Regions from separate parts of the Homo sapiens genome. Here region 1 is linked to region 2. Evidence: read pairs that join two places in POLR2A ChIA-PET (ENCODE). Cell type or tissue: IMR-90. All regions are shown on one strand. Each heading gives the region's core, and the rest is flanking DNA. Links, peaks and the distances in the headings are about the cores only. Region 1 has its middle 24 kb from the start of MIR7851. Region 2 overlaps YAF2 (YY1 associated factor 2).

Evidence for each region. Peaks named below come from ENCODE experiments on the same cell type or tissue, not always from the same donor. Only the 100,000 strongest peaks of a DNase experiment are listed, where the experiment ranks them.
Region 1: POLR2A ChIA-PET joins it to region 2 with 16 read pairs; 3 of 35 experiments call an interaction of 5 or more read pairs at or near these places.

What each region holds. Positions count from the first base shown.
Region 1 is chr12:42,297,420-42,302,805 of GRCh38, reverse strand. No RefSeq gene overlaps it. Among named protein-coding and RNA genes, the nearest start is that of MIR7851, 24 kb to the left of the region's middle. RefSeq lists an enhancer at 3,259-3,348. In IMR-90, for the core only: no CTCF peak of the experiment used is centred there; a DNase peak (open chromatin) is centred at 2,645.
Region 2 is chr12:42,166,700-42,172,085 of GRCh38, reverse strand. The region is part of intron 2 of YAF2 (YY1 associated factor 2); the gene reads left to right. Among named protein-coding and RNA genes, the nearest start is that of GXYLT1, 25 kb to the right of the region's middle. RefSeq lists a silencer at 2,692-2,892. In IMR-90, for the core only: no CTCF peak of the experiment used is centred there; no DNase peak of the experiment used is centred there.

The DNA of each region.
Region 1 (5,386 bases), core at 311-5,310, 130 kb before region 2:
GACACTAGGCTGGGAGTAGTGGCTCATGCCTGTAATCCCAGCACTTTGGGAGGCCAAGGTGAGGGGATCATGAGGTCAGGAGATCGAGATCATCCTGGCTAACATGGTGAAATCTCATCTCTACTAAAAATACAAAAAAAATTAGCCGGGCGAGGTGACAGGCACCAGTAGTCCTAGCTACTTGGGAGGCTGAGGCAGAAGAATGGCGTGAACCCAGGAGGCGGAGCTTGCAGTGAGCCGAGATCGCGCCACTGCACTCCAGCCTGGGCGACAGAGCGAGACTCTGTCTCAAACAAACAAACAAAAGTTAAACTGTCAGATCTGCCTCTTTCCCAAGACCCTGCCACTGTGCCCGGCCAGCCTCTTAAGTATACCAAGTTATCCATGATAGACCAAGGATTTGATGAAAATCCCACTGCCTTCTTGGAAAGGCTAGGAGAGGCCTTTGTAAAGCACACCTCTCTATCTCCTGACTCTGTCGAGGGATAACTTATCCTAAAGGGTAAATTTATTACTCAGGCAGCCCCTGATATCAGGAGGAAGTTGCAGAAACAGGCCCTGGGACCAGATAGTACTTTGGAGAACCTCCTGAAAGTAGCCACCTCGGTTTTTTATGATAGAGATAGGAAGGCCCAGGAGAGAGACAGGAAATACAGGAAAGAGACAGAGGCTTTAATGGCCACCAGACAAGCCCACTAAGTCCAGAATTCCCAGGGTACACCTGTTAACTGCTACAAGTGTGGCAAGCCATGGCATTTCAAGAAGAATTGCCCAGGCAGCATGAGGAAGCCACCTCGACCCTGACAGTATTTTCAAGAAGTTGTCGGAAGCATAGCTGTTTCCTATTAATACCGCCTTGATTTCTAGAAACTCAAAAAAGTTCTCAATTAATATTAGACTATTAGGAAAGACCATAGAATGGTTGTATGGTTACTTGAGGTATAGTTTCTACTGAATAAGTATCACTTTTGCACCATCATAAAATCAAAAAATTGTTAAGTTGAACCATTGGAAATTGGGGACCATCTGTACTTAATTAAGTAAGCTAGAGTAGCCTTGTCAGCTTGGTTCACAACCTCATCTTTGTCTCATTCCCCAAGGAAAAAAATGGAAAAATACTATGCTAAATGCTGTTCATAGTGCCAAATAATTCAAATTACAAAGGCAGAAGTGTGGTCAGGATATATAGAAGTCGCATGATCACTGTTCTGTATTCAGTTGTAGTTATGGGGAAAAGTCTGTATACTAAGTTCCCACATGGAGAAAACTTATACAATTAGAAGCAGAGTATTATTAACTTTACAGGCAGAATCTGGGGTTTGAAATTCAAGCCAACTGCAAAGAAACTGATCATATCCAGAGGGGAAACATCTCTGGATCCAAAATAGAGGGATGAGGTCACACAGTAATATAAACCTGGACTAACACACCTGTCTACTGCTCTCTTAGTAGTTTAACAGGTTGAACAGATTAATCCTAGTGAGTGTAAATTACTCCTTAGAACAGAACATGTTTCAGGAGATGTCATCTGATGTATTTGTTTGTTTGAGACAGGGTCTGTCTCTGTCACCCTGGCTGGAGTGCAGTGGCATGATCACGGCTTACTGCAGCCTTGAACACCTGGACTCAGGTGATCTTCTAACCTCATCCTCCTGAGTAGCTGAGATTACAGATGCATGCTGCTGTGTCCAGCTTTTTAAAAAAATTTTATAAAGACAGGGTCTCGCTTCATTGCCCAGGCTGGTCTCAAACTCCTGGCCTCAAGCAATACTCCCGCCTTGGTTTCCCAAAATGTTGGGTTTACAGGCATGAGCCACTGCACCCAGCCTTATATGTGTATTTTATTTTATTTGTATTTATTTATGTATTTATTACTTATTTTCGAGATGGAGTCTCTCTCTGTCACCCAGGCTGGAGTGCAGTGGCATGATCTCTGCTCACTGCAGCCTCCACCTCCAGGGTTCAAGCGATTCTCGTGCCCCAGCCTCCCGAGTGGCTAGGATTACAGGCATGAGCCACCATGCTGGGCTAATTTTTGTATTTTTAGTAGAGATAGGGTCTTGCCATGTTGGCCAGGTTGGTCTTGAACTCCTGACCTCAGGTGATTCGCCCACCTCGGCCTCCCAAAGTGCTGGGATTACAAGCTTGAGCCACCACACCCAGCCTATTTATTTATTTTTTTAGACAGCATTTCACTCTTATTGCCCAGACTGGAGGGCAATGGTGCGATCTCGGCTCACTGCAACCTCTGCCTCCTGGATTCAAGTGATTCTCATGCCTCAGCCTTCAGAGAGGAGCTGGGATTATAGGCACCTGCCACCACTCCTGGCTAATTTTTTGTATTTTTAGTTTCACCATGTTGGCCAGGCTGGTCTTGAACTCCTGACCTCAGGTGATCCGCCCGCCTTGGCCTCCCAAAGTGCTGGGATTACAGGCATGAGCCACTATGCCCAGCTATATATTTTAAAAAGAAGTAATGAGGATCCTTTAAAAATGTTTTATCTCTTATTCTCTTTATCTCTAATAATACTGAAAATAAGAATTCAGAGGTTTCTTCTAAATTAGGGCTTTCTATGTGTGAAAACTACTTACCAGACGAGTACAAGATGACTCAGAAATACACACACACATGCACACACACACACAGACAGCACAGAGAGAGAGAGAGACATATACACAGAATTTCCATATGACTCAGGGACTCTTGCAGACAGACCCCAGCAGAAAAGCAACTGGCAAAGAAATGTGGTTTGCAAAATCCCAGAACCAACATCACAAAACAGGTCTCAAGGTGAAAGACAATACCTTAATAACCAGCATACTTTAATCCCTATACTTTTTGCTGTGCACTGAATGTGTGTGTCCCCCGCCCCAAAATTCATGTGTTGAAGCCCCCACCCAATGTGATGGTATTTGGAGGTGGGGCCTTAGGGAGGTGATTAGGGTCAGACGAGGTTATGAGGATAAAGCACCCATGATAAGGTTTGTACCCTTGGAAGATGAAGGAACCTGCGCTTGCTCTCTCTCTCTCCACCATGTGCGGATATAGCAAGAAGGCAGCTGTCTGTGAACAAGTGGGAGGGCCCTGACCATGTTGGCACCCTCATCTCAGACTTCCAGCCACCAAAACTGTAAGAAATAAATGTTTGTTGTTTAAGCCACCCAGTCTATGGTTTTGTTTTGTTTTTCTTTGTGCAGTGGCGCGATCTTAGACTACAGCCTGGGCACCAAAATGAAACTCGGTCTCAAAAAAAAAAAATTTATTCACCTACTTTCTGAAAGGTTTCTAGTTTCTCATAATAGTCTTCTCATTTTCATTTCTCATTATGTTCTTGTTGAGTTTTGGTGTCAAGGTCATTATATTGGTCTTACATCCTCTAATACAGATTTTTTTTAATAGGCATTATTTCTTTCTTAAATGTTGCTTGAAAGTATATAGGAAAGCCATCTTGACTTGAAGCTTTTTTTGTGTGGCAATTAATTATGGGCTCAATTTGTTTAACAGCTATAAGATTATTTTGATTATCTAGTCTGTCTGTCTTTCTTTCCTTCCTTCCTTTCTTCCTTTCTTCCTTCCTTCCTTCTTTTTCTTTTTTTTTTTTTTTTTTTTTTGACAGAGTCTTGCTACAGTGCAGTGGCACGAACATGGCTCACGGCAGATTTGACCTCCCGAATTCAAGTGATCCTCCCCCACCACAGCCACCCTAGTAGCTGGGACTATAGGCACGTGCCACAACACCCAGCTAATATTTGTCTTTTTTGTAGAGATGGGATTTCACCATGTTGCCCAAGCTGGTCTTGAATTCCTGGGCTTAAGTAATCAGCCTGCCTCAGCCTCCCAAAGTGTTGGGATTACAGGTGTGACCCACCATACCTGGCCTGATTATCTAGTTTTCTTGTATCATATTAGATAAGTTGTATTTTTCTAGGAATTTGATCATTTTTTCTAACATTCCAAAAATTGTTAGTATAAAATTGTTCATAATTTCCTCTTAGTGACTTTTTTAAAAGCTTAGAACAAAAGGTTATTTGTGTCTTCTCTTCATTTTTATTTATCAGTTTCACCAGAGGTTTATCCATTTAATTTTAGCTGTGTCGATCTTTTCAACTCTATGGGATTTTTTATTTTGCTAATTTCTACTCTTATCTGCATTTTTTCCTACTCTGACCTTTTGGGCTTTATTTTGTCGTCCTTTTCCCTAACTTCCTGAAATGAATGAGTAGATTCGTTTCCTGTTTCCTAATATACACATTTAGCTTATAAATTAACTTCTAAGTACTCTTTAGCTGCATCACACAACCTTTTAATAAGCTGTATTTTTATTATAATTCAGTTCAAAATATTATCTAATTTCCACTGTGATTTCTTATTTGATCTATGAGTTATTTGGTAATGTATTTCTAAATTTCCAAACATATGAGTATTTTCTATTATCTTGTATAATAAATTGCTAGATTGGGTTAATTTTGGTCAGAAAATGTACTATATATCATTTCAGTCCTTTGAAATGTGTTTAGGCTCTACTGCACAACAAATAGTCAACTTTTATAAATGATCTTTTCATCTTTGAAAAAAATGTGAGGGCAGGGTGTGGTGGCTCACGCCTGTAATCCCAGAACTTTGGGAGATGGAGGCAGGTGGATCATTTGAGGTCAGGAGTTCAAGACCAGCCTGGCCAATATGGTGAAACCCCATCTCTACTAAAAATACAAAAATTAGCCGGGCATGGTGGCTGGCACCTGTAATCCCAGCTACTCGGGAGGCTGAGGCAGGAGAATCACTTGAACCTGGGAGACAGAGGCTGCAGTGAGCCCAGATCCTGCCACTGCACTCCAGCCTGGGCAACAGAGTGAGACTCCATCTCAAAAACAAGAAAAAGAAAAAGAAAAAAAAAAATGTGAATTCTGCAAGCAATTAAAGCAAGTAATAAAAGCAAGTTTGTTAATTATATTTTTTGAATCTAGGAACTGATTTTCTTTTCTGTTTATCAATTACTGACAGAGGAGTATTAAGATCTTCCATTCTGATTAAGGATGTATCTATTTATTCTTATGGTTCTGTCCATATTTGCTTTATATTTTGTTAAGGCCATGTTACTAGTCACCATAGAAATTCAGAATTTTTTTATACCTTCCTGTAAATTGAACCTTTTTATCATTATAAAGTGCTCCTCTTTATAAGGGTAGTTACTTTTGCTTAACAGCTAGAACAGCTTCTTTCGGTCAGCCATTTTGTACTATATATTTTTCCATATTTTTACTTTCAATCCTTCTGTATTATGATGTTTCAGCTATGCCTCTTGTATGCAAAATACATTTGGGTATTTTTTTTAATTGGTTCTGAAAAATTCTGTATTTAATTAGAACATTTTAGTCTATGTATCAG
Region 2 (5,386 bases), core at 204-5,203:
AATATAGAAAGAGCATAGAGCATTGGAAGAATAAAAAACAGATAGCATTAATGTTTGAAATGTAGTTAGAGGCTGGTTTGTTGAGGAGCCTAAATACTTGTTTTTAAACTCTTTTTTTGTTTGAGACAGGGTCTCCCTCTGTCTCCCATTCTGGAGTGCAGTGGAACGGTCATGGCTTACTGCAGCCTCAACCTCCCAGGTTCAGGTGATCCTCTCATCTCAGCCTCCTGGGTAGCTGGGACTACAGGCACGCACCAGTACACCTGGCCAATTTTTTTTTTTTTTTGTATTTTCTGTAGAGATGGGGTTTCACCATGTTGCCCAGCCTGGTCTTGAACTCCTGAGCTCAAATAATCCACCCACCTCAGTTTTCCAAAGTGTTAGGATTATAGGCGTGAGCTACCACGCCCAGCCAGATATGAGATTTTTGTAATGAGAAAATGATCAGGAGTTATATACCCAGTTCTGGCCCTTTTGCTTGTAGTCTGTAAGAATCATAGGCAAGTGCTTAGTTGATTTTATTTTTAAAAGTAATTCTACAAGTAACATATTTCTTTCTTTCTTTCTTTTTTTTTTAATTTAAAGAGATGGGGTCATACCACGTTGCCCAGTCTGAAATGCCAGTGGCTATTCAGAGGTATGATCATAGTGCACTGCAGCCCCTCTAACTCCTGGCCTCAAGTGATCCTCCTGCCTCAGCCTCCTGAGTGACTGGGACTACAGGCATGCACCACTATGCCTGGATAGTACATTACCTACTTTACAATATTAGAATATTACAGATTAAACAGTTCTGGCTGGGTGTGGTGGCTCACACCTGTAATCCCAGCATTCTGGGAGGCCAAGGTGGGCGGATCACTTGAGGTCAGGAGTTGAGACCAGCCTGGGCAATATGGTGAAATCCCGTCTCTACTAAAAATGCAAAATTAGCCAGGTATGGTGGCACATACGTGCAATCCCAGCTACTTGGGAGGCTGAGGCAGGAGGATTGCTTGAACCCAGGAGACGGAGGTTGCAGTTAGCCGAGATCACGCCACTGCACTCCAGCCTGGGAGACAGAGTTTCACTCTGTCTAAAAACAAAAACAAAAAAAAACTAAACAATTCCTGACCACTTACGTTGCTCTAGTGCTCTCTCCCACTTCCCACCATTCAACATTTAGAGCGGATATTAGGGGAAAGAAATATGTTTGTATTTTTGTTGAATACAAACATTATTCTTGAAGAATATGGGTAATAATGATACTATTGGAGAGGTGGATCTACAGGCTAGAGTGCAGTGGCACAATCACGGCTCACTGCAGTCTCAACCTCCCAAGGCTCAGGTGATCCTCCTGTCCCTTACTCCCAGTAGCTGGGACTAAAGGTGCTTGCCACCATGCCCAGCTAATTTGTGTGTGTGTGTGTGTGTATAGTTTTTTGTTTGTTTGTTTGTTTTTAGTAGAGACAGGGTTTCACCATATTGCCCAGGCAGGTCTCGAACTCCTAGGATCAAGTGATCTGCCTGCCTGAGCCTCCCAAAGTGCTGAGATTATAGGCGTGAGCCACCGCATCTGGCCACAAGTTTTCTATATAGAGGAAACAAATGGAACTCTTAGAGTGGATGAGCTCCCTGAAGCAGAATATAAACCAGGAACCAACACAGATATCAAGTATTCTTTGTTATCATTAAGATACGCAAGATAAATGAGCATGTTTTGAGATAAATTATTATTTTAAAAAGGGAAAGATGGAAGATTCAGGAGAGAACAAGGGCTATTTAATTCATTCAGCAATCATTTGTTGAATGCCTATCAGGCTCTGAGCTTGTTACCAGTGTTTCAAAAATGAAAAGACACAATCCTTCAGGAGCTTGCAAGCATACCTACAATTATGGTGTAATGTGACTGACTGACTTATCAAAAACACATAACATAGCCGGGTCTGGTGGCTCATGCCTGTAACCCCAGCACTTTGGGAGGCTGAGGCAGGAGGATTGCTTGACCTCAGGAGTTTGAGACTAGCCTGGGCCACGTTGTGAGACCCTCATCTCTACAAAAAATAAAAAAATTACCCAGGTGTGGTGATGCGTGCCTGTGGTACCAGTTACTTTGGAGGCTGAGGTAGGAGGATAGCTTGAACCCAGAAGGTTGAGGCTGTAGTGAGTTGTGATTGTACCACTGCACTCCAGCCTGGGTGACAGTGCAAGACTCTGTCTTAAAAAAAAAAGAAAGGAGAGAGAGAGAAAAGGAAGGAAGGAAACTCTTCTACTATATATCTCTAACCCTGCTACTTCCTAAAATTTAGTCTTGTAGCTCCACCACTCCAATAGTGTCATTATTACCCATATCCTTCAAGAATAATGCTTGTATTCAACATGAAAAGAGAAGAAGTTGGCTGGGCACGGTGGTTCACACCTCTAATCCCAGCACTTTGGGAGGCTGAGGCAGGTGGATCTCTTGAGTCCAGGAGTTTGAGACCAGCCTGGGCAACATGGTGAAACCTGTCTCTACAAAAAATACAAAAATTAGCCCGGTGTGGTGGGGCATGCCTGTAGTCCTAGCTACTTGGGAGGCTGAGAGGGGAGGATTGCTTGAGCCCAGGAGGCAGAGGCTGCAGTGAGCTGAGATTGTGCCAATGCACTCCAGCCTGGGGGACAGTGAGACTATGTCTCCGAAAAAAAAGAAAAGAAAAATTAAAGAGAAGAGATTAAGAACAGCATGAAGTAACCTCAACATTAAAGGGGCTGGAAGAGGAAGTTCTAAGAGGAGCCAGTTTAGATATAAGATGACTGAGAAGGACCTACTTACTGGAGAAGGTAGGAAGAGGAATAAGAAAGTAGAACCTTTGTAGCTATGGTGCAGGAGAATGTTAAATAATGTCATGATACACAGAAGTCAAATAAGATGAGGACTGAAAGCTGTCTTTTGGTTTTGGCATACTTGGTGACCTTAGTATGGTTTCTTTAGTGGATAGGAAAGAGGTTTGGAAAGGTAGAAGTGAAGACAAGGACACAACTGAGAGAATAGCAGACATTTTCAAAATACTGGAAGAGGAGAAAGGAAGAGCAAGTAAACAAGGGATTAAGGGAGGAGTTTTTTCCTTCTAGATGGGAGAGACTTCAGTATATTTCTATGTCTGTGAAAGGAGTATAGTGTTCTTATGATGGGAGGGGTGGTATGAGCCCCACAATATTTACAACATTTTAAAAGGTAATTGTGAGTTTTTAAACTTAGTAAATTAAAATATTAATACTAATTATAAATTTAATTAGAAAATTTTAAGTTTTTAAAAAATATTTAGGCAGGCCATCTCAACCAAATGACATGTAAATGTGCAAATATGCCCTTAGATCTAGAGTTTGTATAGTAGATTCTGCTTACTGTAACTACTTTGAGAACAGTGGCTTGTTCCTGTGAATGGAGTGTTCTTGTTTTTTTAAAGGAGAAATTGTGTATAAAAAGGATTTTGATAGTTTTGGGGACAATAGCTAAATACCAGGTTAGAGTCTTTATTTTGTGCAATGTAAGATAATCATTTTTCCGAAAAGAATTTAAGGAAGAAGCCAAGCCTCTTCAAACTGAATCACCCTGCTTAAATTTTATGACATAAAATTTCTGTCTTTCGGCCAGGCATGGTGGCTCACATCTATAATCCCAGCACTTTGGTAGGCCGAGGCAGGTGGATCACTTGAGGTCAGGAGTTCAAGACGAGCCTAACCAACATGGTGAAACCCCGTTTCTACTAAAAATACAAAAAAAATTAGCTGGGCATGGTGGTGCACACTTGTAATCCCAGCTACTAGAGAGGCTGAGGCAGGAGAATCACTTGAACCCACAAGGCGGAGGTTGCAGTGAGCTGAGAGTGCGCCATTGCACTCCAGCCCGGGCAACAAAAGCGAAGCTCCATTTCAAAAAAAAAAAAAAAAAAAATGCTGTCTTTCTTTTCTTGAGATAGACGTGATGGGAAAGTTTGTCAGGAATGTTGTGGGAGTTATGTGAGACAAAAGTGTAACAGAATCCTAGATTTAAAAATATTATGCCATCAAGATATATTTGTATATTATTCATAAATATTACTTAAAGTATTTTATAACTTACAGTATATACATTTTTAACATTCATTATTTTATTTGGCTTACCCAGTAATCTTGGGATGCAGTCAGAGCTCGAGGTATGGAAACAAAGCCAGACGATGACTTGACTGTCCTGGACTGTAGCTGGGACTATAGGCATGTGCCTGCGTCACCACTCCTGAGTAACTTTATAGAGACAGGGTTTTGCCATGTTGCCCAGGCTGGTCTCAAACTCCTGGGCCCAAGCAGTCTGCCCGCGTTGGCCTCCCAAAGTGCTGGGATTATAGATGTGAGCCACCGAGCCTGGCCAGAAATTTTCAACAGCTTTTCGTTTATTGAATTTCTGTTGTGTGCTATTTATATTTTTCAACATTGAGCTAAGAACCAAAAATGGTAATTCTAATACAGTAATATTTAAATAATTAGTTACAGGATATGTGTATTGTTTTAATATGTAGATACACAAATGATTTTTCTTAAGTTGGACCCAATTTTAGTTTTTGAGTCCTTTTTCAAGTGGTTCTACCTATAGATTTGATACTTTATGTTTTGTTCTTTCCTTGAGGTCTTCAAAGAAGGAGAACATTTATTTTTTGAAATTACCATATGGACCTTTTGGTCCCTTTTATATTTCTGTCATATATAACGGGATCTTAGTTATTTGATTTTTTCCTATATCTTGAGATAGTTTGCTATTACATCCTAGGAACTATTTTATTTATTTTTATTTTACTGTAAGTTCTGGGATACATGTGCAGAACATGCAGGTTTGTTACATAGATAGACATGTGTCATGGTGGTTTGCTGTAACTGTCAACCCGTCATCTAGGTTTTAAACCCCGCATGCATTAGGTATTTGTCCTAATACTCTCCCTCCCCTTTCCCCCCACTCCCCAACAGGCCCCGGTGTGTGATGATCCCCTCCCTGTGTCCATGTGTTCTCATTGTTTAGCTCCTACTTATGAATGAGAACATGCAGTGTTTGGTTTTCTGTTCCTAGGAACTATTTTATCTTTACTACTTAGTTATTTCCAACTGTATTAAAAAGAGACCAAAATAATAAGAAAACAGAAAAATGGTGGCATCATCTAGAAGGATAGTGCAATTTTGAAAAAAAAATCCAGTGTTTTATCATCTTCCCAGAAAGTACAAAAGTGTAGAGACAGTATTTTTGTAGTCTTTGCCCTCCTTTTTTTTTTTTTTAACTTTCATTGAACACATTTGAGAATTCAGAATTTTTCATTTTCTGCTCCTAATGACAGGAAGATTTACAAGATGTTTCACAGTTACTAGATGAATCAGGGGATGGTGTAAAGCCAGTGATAGTGGCATC